2 separate regions of the Homo sapiens genome follow, and region 2 is linked to region 1. A link is an interaction called in ENCODE POLR2A ChIA-PET data of the cell type or tissue named here. Cell type or tissue: Panc1. All regions are shown on one strand. Each heading gives the region's core, and the rest is flanking DNA. Links, peaks and the distances in the headings are about the cores only.

What was found. Peaks named below come from ENCODE experiments on the same cell type or tissue, not always from the same donor. Only the 100,000 strongest peaks of a DNase experiment are listed, where the experiment ranks them.
Region 2: POLR2A ChIA-PET joins it to region 1 with 6 read pairs; 2 of 35 experiments call an interaction of 5 or more read pairs at or near these places.

The regions. Positions count from the first base shown.
Region 1 is chr18:3,005,474-3,011,383 of GRCh38, reverse strand. All of the region lies in intron 1 of LPIN2 (lipin 2), which reads left to right. Among named protein-coding and RNA genes, the nearest start is that of LPIN2, 4.7 kb to the left of the region's middle. In Panc1, for the core only: no CTCF peak of the experiment used is centred there; a DNase peak (open chromatin) is centred at 2,693; H3K4me3 peaks cover 229 bases; H3K27ac peaks cover 847 bases.
Region 2 is chr18:3,282,434-3,288,343 of GRCh38, reverse strand. No RefSeq gene overlaps it. Among named protein-coding and RNA genes, the nearest start is that of MYL12-AS1, 23 kb to the right of the region's middle. In Panc1, for the core only: no CTCF peak of the experiment used is centred there; no DNase peak of the experiment used is centred there; H3K4me3 peaks cover 2,577 bases; H3K27ac peaks cover 4,548 bases.

The sequences.
Region 1 (5,910 bases), core at 638-5,637:
CCCAACTTTTGATAGAGGTAGCCATAGAAAGCTAGAAATGAAACGACAGGTTCTGTTTTAACGTTTGATGGCACAGTCGAGAGTCAATAGGCACGCATTATGCTTAAGAGAAGCTGGAAATGAAGTGTTTGAAAACCCTTTAATACTATAGTAAAGCACTGTTAAGAAGCAAATAATAGAGTCAGCTGGGGCTTTGTCTTCTTTATTGCTAGGAGAATGTAGCAATAGAAGTTCTCATCGCCCTGTATTGCACTTTTGGTTTTAAGGACTGGACCCAGAGTTCCTGAAAGCCAAACTCCATAGCTGCTCAGTAAGTTCCAAGCACATAGCCGGCTTTGGGATGCGATTCGGTCGAGGTCTGTTGAATGAAGGTAGACGCAGCAGGCAGTTTGTCCTTACCAGTGACCTGGAAGACGGTGGCACTTCCTGAGTGAGCTCACTTACCTTCCCTGAATGGTGAGGCATGGATGAATATTCCTGGTGGTGCCACGTGTTAGAGGTGGTAAAGGGTCAAATGTTTACTTTTATTAATATTACATTATGGCTTGGTTCTCTGTGTCAGCGATTTTTCTATGCCTTGGGTACTTATTTCCTAATATATATCAGCACAGTAACGCCTAGCTGGAGGCTTTGTCTTGTTAGTTGATAGATTAGTGGTAACAGGTAGATTTGGTTATCTCCCGTAGGTGCTTAGCAATTTACATCAAGAGGCTTTTCTTTAAGTCTGATTTAAGTCTTTCCATCTTTAATTTAAATCCATTTCTTTTTACTCCGACCCCAGTGACTGTCGTTGAGTGTGTATTTGCCCGACTTGCCGTGCCAGATTGGTAGGCAGTGGTTTGGAATCTTCATTTTAAAATCCTGTTTTTCTCTCTCCAATACCCTTCACTGCTTGGTAAGTTTTTATACTTCTCAATGAGACCCAGAGTCTCGTGACCTACCATTTGCCTCCTTCATGATGAAACAACTCACAAGTTGGTAGATAGCCTCCAGTTGGCAGAATCCTATGTATAATGTGTCTTTAAAACTTGAAGAGTTTGAAGGTATTATAGCCTGGAGCAGTAAGTTTTATGGCTATACCTTGGTAATAAGACATTTGAATAACTTGGCTTAGCGGCTTTGGTAATTAACTGTGATTTTTGGAATCCACCTCCCCTGCTGTCAGCTTGAATCTTCATTTTAGTAACACACTATTACTAACACTAAACGCTTATTACATGTGTGTTTCAAGACAAGCGTGAGGGAGTTGCTCACCCTGGGGTCCAAATGAAGCAGTCAGTGGCAACCCATGTGTAGTGGGGAATGGCCAGAATCCTGCCGGGGCCACTTGGTGGGCTGCCTTGCTCTTGATTTTCAGCAGGAAGCTGGTGGAAGCTGGGGTTGGGCATCTGTCTCTGCTCAACTTCTCAGTCAGAAAGGAAGGAGAAGAAAAAAAAATCTGTTGGGAGGTAAACTGTGTTTTAATACAAGATAAAACTCTTAATGTCACTTTCAGGATTAAAATGATGATAAAGTAAACATTTTTACTAATTTGATTCACTGACTGCAATTCAGTCTTTTTCTGCTAAAGCCTTTGAATGTTGTATTTCGGTGATCAGGTTTGTCAGTTTATGTTAAAATTGTTAACAAGAAATGAGGAAGAAGGCTGGGTGCGGTGGTTCACGCCTGTAATCCCAGCACTTTGGGAGGCCGAGGCGGGCGGATCACCTGAGGTCAGGAATTCGAGACCAGCCTGGCCAACGTGGTGAAACCCTGTCTCTACTAAAAATACAAAAGAATTAGCCAGGTGTGGTTATGCATGCCTGTAGACCCAGCTACTCTGGAGGCTGAGGCAGGAGAATCATTTGAACCTGGGAGGCAGAAGTTGCAGTGAGCCGAGATTGTGTCACTGCACTCCAGCCTGGGTGACAGAGCGAGACTCTGTCTCAAAAAACAAACAAACAAAAAATGGTACTTATTTTTATAATCTTTGAATTTAGAATTTTACTAGTGTTTTTTTGTTTGTAACCCAGGCTGGAGTGCAGTGTCATGATCTCGGCTGACTGCAACCTCCGCCTCCCAGGTTCAAGCAATTCTCCTGCCTCAGCCTCCTGAGTAGCTGGGACTACAGGCACGTGCCACCACACCTGGCTAATTTTTTGTATTTTTAGGAGAGACAGGGTTTCACTGTGTTAGCCAGAATAGTGTTGATCTCCTGACCTCGTGATCCTCCTGCCTTGGCCTCCCAAAGTGCTGGGATTACAGACGTGAGCCACCGCGCCTGGCCGAAACAATTCTTTTGAAAGAGAGAAGTCTCCCTGTGTTGCGCAGGCTGGTCTCAGACTCCTGGGGTCAAGTGAGCCTCCTGCTTTCGCCTCCTAAAGTGCTGGGATTACAGGCGTGAGCCACCGCACCCGGACAGATGTGTTGATTTTAAAGTGGGTATGAGGCCTGAGCCCTGGAGTTTGAGACCAGCCTGGACAACATGGCAAGACCCTGTCTCTCCAAAAAAAAAAAAAAAAAAACACAGCTGTGGTAGTGCGGGCACCTGTGTGATCCCAGCTGCTCAGGAGGCTAAGGTCAGAGGATGGCTTCAGCCAAGGAGTTGAGGCTGCAGTGAGCCATGTTCACGCCACTGCTGGATGACACAGTAGAACCCTGAGTCTGAATAAATAAATACATGAGTAAGTGGGAAGGAGGGAAGGAAGGAAGGATCTAGGTTTAAAAATTATTTGGCTTTGGTGGTTATGACTAAGCTGTATTAGATGAAGGGAGGAGCTAAAGATGGGGAAAGCATCCTTCGGAAACTTTAAAGTTGGAACTGGTAATTTTACTCCGCAAAAAATATATGGTACAAAGTAACTTTGTTAGTGACAGATTGAATTTCTGCATTTACCTATTTCTGAAATAAAATGAAAGGGATAAATGACCTTAGAATATTGATTTAAACTTCTATTTTATTTGAGACAAGGTCTCACTTGGTCACCCAGGCTGGAGTGCAGTGGTGCAATCTCGGCTCACTGCAGCCTCCGCTTCTAGGGCTCAAGCGATCCTCCCACCTCGGACTCCCGAGTAGCTGGGACCACAGGGAGGTGCCACCGTGCCCAGCTAATTTTTGTACTTTTCTGTAGGACAAGGTATCATCATGTTGCCCAGGCTGGTCTCGAACTCCTGGACTCAAGTGATCCACCCACCTTGGCCTCCGAAAGTGTTGGGATTACAGGTGTGAGCCACTGTGCCCAGCCTAAGCATCCGTTTTTAAATTTAAAATAAGATGGTCTCTTTTTATAAAAGGAATCATAATTATAAACAAAAAGTTCATTGGTTAGTATGGGATTGCAGTTTGCCTAGAAGACGTTTTATATACCCCTGACTAAACAGTAGAATTGTATGCTGACCAAGATCGTCCTCATCTATTCAGTGCATTATGATATGACATTTATGGTTCCTGGCAAGATAGGTATGTTCAGCTGCACTGGAGACATGGCTTTAAACTTATTCGGAAAGGGAGGTGTCCAGAATGCAAACAGCTCTTAAAAAGTATTTGGAAATAATTTATTCAATATAAGGTCATCTGATCATTTGATTATATGTTTTGAATTGCCCTCCGGTATGTGCCAGCAAAACCATCAGATCGTTAATATGAATTAGAAGCTCTGATTTGGAGCTGCTTGAATTGTTATGGATATTTTTCCTCACAGTTGAGTCTATAAACTTGTGGTGTTTGTAAAACAATGTGCTTTTCTTATGAGCCAACATAAGTTAAGGAATGTTTGGGCTTAGTTGAAGCATTATAGGGGATATAATATATCTTTTGTTTGTTTTAGGAGGCTGTGTTATTTTTTTCTTTGTAAACACTGAGAGACGTCTGTCCACATATTACATTTCTTTAAACTCTTTTAACAGTATTTTTTAAAATTAATAATAGGTACCTGGATAGGTGTGGTGGCTTACGCCTGTAATCCCAGCACTTTGGGAGGCCCAGGCGGGCGGATCACGAGGTCAGGAGATCGAGACCATCCTGGCTAACACAGTGAAACCCCGTCTCTACTAAAAATACAAAAAATTAGCCAGACGTGGTGGGGGGCACCTGTAGTCCCAGCTACTCTGGAGGCTGAGGCAGGGGAATGGCATGAACCTGGGAGGCGGAGCTTGCAGTGAGCCAAGATAGCACCACTGCACTACAGCCCTGGGCGACAGAGCAAGACTCCATCTCAAAAAAGATAAATAAAAATAAATAACTAACTAAATATAATAGGTACCTATTTGACATAGCTGTAATGTCAATTTACATATGAACTATTCGAGAATAAGAGTTATTTAGAGAAATACTACTTGAGAGAGAGATAAAGCTTTGTTTTTGTTATTTAAAATGTTAAACAAATGCTGTTTTTTTTTTTTTAAAGAGACAAGGTCTCACTTTGTCACTGAGGCTGGAGTGCAGTGGGGCTATCTCAGCTCACTGCAGCCTTGACCTCCCCAGCCCAAGCAATCCTCCTACCTCAGCCTCCCCAGTAGCTGGGACTACAGGCCTGCGCCACCATGCTTGGCTACTTTTTTTTTTTTTTGAGACAGAGTCTCGTTCTGTCGCCCAGGCTGGAGTGCAGCGGCGCGATCTCTGCTCACTGCAAGCTCCGCCTCCCGGGTTCATGCCATTCTCCTGCCTCAGCCTCCTGAGTAGCTGGGACTACAGGCTCCCGCCACCACGCCTGGCTAATTTTTTGTATTTTTAGTAGAGACGGGGTTTCACCGTGTTAGCCAGGGTGGTCTCGATCTCCTGATCTTGTGACCTCCCTGCCTCGGCCTCCCAAAGTGTTGGGATTACAGGCTTGAGCCGCTGCGCCCGGCCCATGCTTGGCTAATTTTTGTATTTTTTTGTAGAGACCAGGCTTCACTATGTTGCCCAGGCTGGTCTCGAACTCCTGGGCTCAAGTGATCTGCCAGCTGTCCTGGGATTACAGGTGTGAGCCACTGTGCCCGGTCAACAAATGCTTTGTAAGAAAGGACTGATCTTCTGTTGCAGGATTTTCTAACTGGCTTAGCTGTTAAAAATAACTTACCTAGGTAGCATTATTTGAAATATAGAAATTTGGCATTTTGGGGTCTTTAATATCTAGTCTATCCACTGACATTCTTAGTCTGTTGTAAAGTGGTGCTGATGCCTTCTACTTAGGAACACTAGGTATTTCGAGGAGGTGTTTAATATTTGTAAAAGATTATCATTATTACAGTTATCTTATTGAACAACTTCTTTAGGCATTTTGCTAAGTTTTTTACGTAAAGTATCTCTCTTAAGTCACAACCACTGTACAAAGTACAGATAATAATGCTGTTTTCTAGGTGAGAACCCTGAAGCTGAAAGAGATTTGCCAGAGGCCACAGCCATGTGGTAGCGATGACCTGCCTCCCCACATTGCCTTGTTCCTATGCTGCCCCACTGCCCAAGGACTCTGACAGTTCCTGTGCATTGCTTTATCATCCCTAAGTCAATTTTAGCGTTTTGTTTTTACTTCATTATGATTATTGTTGTTCATTGTTATTTATAGCGATGAGGTCTTGCTGTGTTGCCCAGGTTGGTCTCAAACTTCTGGGCCCAAGCAGTCTTCCCGTTTCTACCTCCCAAAGTGCTGGGATTGCTGAGTTGGGCCACCACACCTGGCCGTTGTTGTTACGTTTATTAGGTAGAACTGGATAAGCTGTGTGTGTGTGTGTGTGTGTGTGTGTGTGTAAGATAGTGTCTTGCTCTGTTGTCCAGGCTGGAGTACAGTGGCACGATTTCAGCTCACTGCAGCCTGGACCTGCTGGGATCAAGCAATCCTCTTGCCTGTGCCTCCTGAGTAGCTGGGACCACAGGCATGTGCCACCATCCCCGGTTAATTTTGGTTTTAATAGACATAAGGGTCTTGCTATATCAGCTGAGGAAGATCTGAA
Region 2 (5,910 bases), core at 367-5,366, 280 kb before region 1:
CAAGTTCAAAAGCTTCTGCACAGCAAAGGAAACAACAAAGTGAAGAGACAACCCACAGAATGGGAGAACGTATTTGCAAGCTATCCATTTAACAAGGGATTAATATCCAGAATATATAAGGAGCTCACACAACTCAATAGGAAAAAAATCTAATTATTCAATTTAAAAATGGACAAAATATCTGAATAGACATTTCTTTAAAGAATATATACAAGCCAGGTGCAGTGGCTCATGCCTGTAATCCCAGCACTTTGGGAGGCCGAGGTGAGGGGATCACTTGAGGTCAGGAGTTTGAGACTGGCCTGATCAACATGGTGAAGCCCCATCTCTACTAAAAACACAAAAGTTATCCAGGCATGGTGGCGCATGCCTGTAATCCCAGCTACTCGGGAGGCTAAGGAAGGAGAATTGCTTGAACCCAGGAGGCAGAGGTTGCAGTGAGCCGAGATCATGCCACTGCACTCCAGCCTGGGTGACGGAATGAGACTCTATCTCAGAAAAAACAAAAAAAAAAGATATACAAATAATCAACAGGTATATGAAAAGGTGCTCTACATCATTGATCAACAGAAATGCAAATCAAAACAGCAATGAGATATCAATCACCCAGCTAAAATGGCTTCTATCCAAAAGATAAGCAATAATGAATGCTGGAGAGGATATGGAGAAAAAGGAAACCTTGTACACTTTTGGTAGAAATGTGTGTTAGTACAACCACTATGGAGAAGAGTTTGGAGGCTCCTCAAAAGACTAAACATAGAATTACCACAAGATCCAGCAATCCCACTGCTAGGTATATGCCCAAAAGAAAGGGAATCAGTATATCCGAGAAATGTCTGACTCCCATGTTTATTGCAGCACTATTCACAATAGCCAAGATCTGAAAGCAACCTAACTGTCCATCAACAGATGAATGGATAAAGAAAATGTGGTATGTATACATGGTGGAGAACTATTCAGCCATAAAAAAGAAAAAAGAGTTCCTGTCATTTGCAACAACATGGATAGAACTGGAGATCATTATATTAAGTGAAATAAGCCAGGCACAGAAAGACAAACTTCACATGTTCTCACTCATTTGTGGGAGATAAAAATTAAAACAATTGAACTCATGGAGATAGAAGAAGGATGGTTACCAGAGGCTAGGAAGGGTAGTCGGAGGCAGGGGAAAGTGGGGATGGTTAACGGGTACAAAAATAAAGTTAGAGAGAATGAATAAGATCTAGTATTTGGTAGCGTAACAGGGTGACTACAGTCAATGATAATTTATTGTACATCTTTAAGTAGTTGAAAGAGTATAGTTGGAATGTTTGTAACACAAAGAAATGCTAAATGCTTGAGGTAATGGAAACCCCATTTACATGGATGTGATTATTATGCATTGCATGCCTGTATCAAAATATCTCATATATGCCATAAATATATTTGCCTACTGTGGACCCACAAAAATGAAAAATTAAAATTGAAAAAAAAAATGTTTAAAACTGAACTCGTCATTTTCTCCCCCAAAACTTTGTCCTGAACTCTCTATCTCTCTTGACTACACCTCCACCCACTCAGCTACTCCGTAAGCCTGAAAGTGAGTGATCCCAGACTCCTATCCATCCCCATATATGTGTTCCCTGTGTCTCCTTCAGGGCTCCTAGTATGCTCACCAGCAGCTGCAAGTGACCCACAAAATCAGGCCACTCTGGCATCTACTTGCACTTTCTCCCTTCACTCTCCATCCCACCTGGTCTGATCCTTTAGCTCCCTCCTCCTGGCGAAGTTGGATGCATTTGATACTGCCTTTGCACGAGTTCCCTAGGCCTTGATCTGACATAGGCTTGGATGTTGATATGGTTTGGCTCTGTGTCCCCACCCAAATCTCATGTCGAATTGTAATTCCTAGTGTTGGAGGAAAGGCCTGGTTGGGGTGGGTGTCCCCCTTGCCGTTCCTGTGATAGAGCTCTCACAAGATCTGGTCATTTGAAAGTATGTAGCACTTCCCCTTTCGCTCTTTCTCTTCCCTCCTCCCGCTCTCTCTCTTCCTCCTCCTCCCGCCATGTAAGACGTGCTGGCTTCCCCTTCAGCCATGATTGTAAGTTTCTTGAGGCCTCCCAGCCAAGCCTCCTGTACAGCCTGCAGATCTGTGAGTCAGTTAAACCTATTTCCTTTATAAATTACCCAGTCTCAAGTATGTCTTTGTAGCAGTGTAAGAACTGACTAATACAGATGCTGTCTGTCCATTTCTACTGATACCTTCAAGTAGACCTGCAGCGACATCCTGATCCCTGTCTTCCAGGGGAGGGAAAGCACGGTGTCACTCCTATCATTTCTGCAACTGCCCGCTTCTTCACCATCTCACTCCTTTTTGGCCGAAGTGCTGCAGGAGCTCCTTAACTAGTCTCCTACTTCTAATATTAGAATATAATATTTCCCACCCCCAATGTATTTTTTTCTACTGCTATTAGTGATCTTTGTTGTTGTTTTTTTCTGGGATTGGTTTTCACATTTGTATTGGGGGCCACAGGGAAGGGAGCTCTTCCCTGTCAATAGAGGAGCTCACAGATTCTTCAGTCACTCCTACTTCTTCAGAATCTTCTTCCAATTCATTCATTTTCTCAATCTCCACCACTCCAGCTCAGATCTTTCTAAGAATACGGGTGAACCAATGACAGGGCCAGGAAGGTGGCATCCAGGCCCAACCAACACAAACACCAAAGTTCTCACCATCTTTGCCGTAGCACTGCTATCAGGAGCCCCCGAACCCATGGTACTCAAGAGCCACTTGCTTACTTGGGAACATATGCTTGGCCCTTCAACATCTCTGTAGTAAAGTCATAAAGGAAAGATAACCCACTTTAACCTCCCTTCAAACTGAGGTGACAACTAGGATTTTATTCCCCTTATGCCAAGGAAGAAATTGCTTAATGGGACTACTTTGAGATTTTTCCTATGCTTGTAAAGAATATATCCTTTAGTTAAGATGATTATCATATGTTTTAGTTTTAATGGGAAATGCAAGTGCACATTCTAAAATTTTAAAAAGAAAGTGTTTACAATGTAATTAAGTTTTCCTCTCACCCCTGGCCCATGGCTACAAATTCCCACCACAACAGCAACTAGCTTCTGGTGTGTCTTTCCAGAGATGTTTGATTTATGGCTGCATGAACACACATGTGCACATATGCATGGAACACACATATTATATATAAATTGATTTCAAAATACAATACCTGGGCTCTATTTTTTTTGTTGTTTTTTGAGAGGGAGTTTCACTCTTGTTGCCCAGGCTGCAGTACAGTGGCGTGATCTCGGCTCACCGCAACCTCCGCCTCCCGGGTTCAAGTGATTCTCCTGCCTCAGCCTCCCGAGTAGCTGGGATTACAGGCATAGGCCACCATGCCCAGCTAATTTTGTATTTTTAGAAGAGACGGGGTTTCTCCACGTTGGTCAGGCGGTCTCGAACTCCCAACCTCAGGTGATCCGCCCGCCTCGGCCTCCCAGAGTGCTGGGATTAGAGGTGTGAGCCCCTGTGCCCGGCCTACCTGGGCTCTATTTTAAACCAAAGCCACAGATTTCCCTATCTGCTTGTCATTTCTGACCTCTGTGACACAAGCACAAAAGCTGGAACACATACTTGTCCCTGACTCACACTGCCCTGGCCTGGACAACCCCGACCTGCACCACAGGTCCTCACGGCCGGCCCATCCCACCCTCAATCTGTTATCAGTGTCTCTTTCACAGGTGAGGAGGTAGCTAATTTTGATACCTATGTCCAATTTAGCCCAGGTGCAAAGAAAGTAGGAGAGTGCCTTTGTATTTTCTAAATCAAACGCATCTTTTCAAATAAAAGAAAAATGTGCCACGGAAGAGTTTCAAAATCGAGGTCCGTTTTCACATATTCAGGTAAAGTAGCAAAGTGGTAGCAGTGACATGACAGATAGGTGCAACATATGAGGTCAAAAAGAAAAAAATCACAACAAAAATCATATGCATAAAAACACAGATATGCACTGAAAAGGTAAGCAAGAATCTAACCTTTTCCATCTCCATGATTATGCAGAGTAGAAAAGCTTATTTTTCATCTCTTTAAAATTACCTTGTCTGTTTCCTCTTGGCAATAACTTGGTCACATCCATCTGTCTTCTGTTTCACTTGATTTACTCAGGCCTGGCCAATGCTGCCAGCCTGACAATGAGCCCGGATTTGCACGGCCAGCCCGGATTTGCAGGTCTCTCCAGTGTGGCCGCTGTGGACTGGCAGTGGGCTCTCCTCCGCCCCTCCCCTCCACAGGGCAGGATGGGCTTGCTTCCCATCTGCCAGGCAACTCAGGGTCCGCAGCTCTGCATGGCAAGCCCATCAGATAAAGAGGGATTCCTGCTCTTGTTTGGTGGGTGTTCTATGACGAGGTTGGGGTTTTGTCTTTTAACAGGGAAAGAAATAGCCAGACTCACAAACAAGGGAGGGGCAAGGTTATATAAATGTGATATTGTTCAAGGAGTGTGCTGTGAAGATCCCCTAGCTACCTTAGACTGGGAACTAAGACCAGATTTGGAGCAAGGAGAGAGGCCCACCCCAGAGAGACACAAGCCTTTTTTGCTTGGGAAGAGTTTCTCAGCACCACTGATTAAAATTTGCCGTTATGAATGGCAAATGTTCTAGGGTTGCTGAGTTTATTCCCATGAATGCGGGCCTTGTTTCCTGCTCGCTTCTCTGTTTACAGATCCTTGTCTTTTCCTGTTGACATCCTTGGTGTTTTCATACCCACGGGGAAGAGGAGAAGAGCAGCGCAGAACTCAAGGGCAATTCCAAAACAAAAGGAAAAGCTCTGGAGTTGGGTGGGGCAGACAGATCCCACTGCCTGATAAACGGGGTGAGACCACAGTGGCTAAGAAGAAGCCTGGATTAAGAGGCTAGATCTGGAGGCTTTGGGGCCTTAGTCTTCCGATCTGAGAAGTGGGAGCATATCTCTCAAGATGCCTTTCAGCAAGTGGTCCCTGCTCCCAAATGTTTATCATCTGGCAGCGATGAAACGCAGGTCATCTACTGAATTTCGTTAGCTTGTCTGTAAAATAATCAGGAAATCCTGGATATTTTCAATATAAAACTCTTCAAATTGAGGTTTTTCTATTTCGTGCTTGCTTGAGTTCTCAGCTATGCGATTGGCTGGTATGAAGGCGATCAGCGGTAGCACTGAGAGAACAAACATCACTGTCAGGGCAAGCATTTCTCAAAGCTCTCTTTGACCTCTTCAGTGAGCAGTTAGACACCCGTCGCAGCTCCTGAACAGCTGTTTGGCACCCTGGTAACAGATAAGAACTCACATTCGTTACGTGCTTCCAAAGTGCTGGGCATTAAAACACTCCCAGAGAGTAGGGTCCTAGTTTCGCTATCACCCTCGGCTCTCAGATGTAATGTACACTTCAGTAAGTAAGAACTGAATAAATAGATTGAATAAAAGATTACTTGAGAAAAAGTACAGTAAGCACAACCTCCCAAATGAGCCAACCTCAATTTACACTCGGATTATTAAAAAATGCGAGTAGACGAAGGTCCTCAGATTGGTTTTCGCTGTGCTAGTTACCAGTGTCCACGAGGAAATATGAATCATCATCAAGTTCATTAAGAATGACTGTCTGAAAGGAAGCCTGTGTCCTGGCAATACAATCAACTGCAGTTAAGTGCGGCTGGTAAAAGATTAGGCTGGTCTCCTGTGAGACGTGTTAGAACAGTGTTTTATATTTAAACACCCCCATTCATACGCATCTCACAAAATACTTTTCGTACCTTTTGAGACCAGCCTGGCCAACATGGCAAAACCCTGTCTCTACTAAAAATACAAAAATTAGCTGGGCGTGGTGGCAGGCGCCTGTAGTCCCAGCTACTTGGGAGGCTGAGGCGGGAGAATCTCTTGAACCTGGGAGG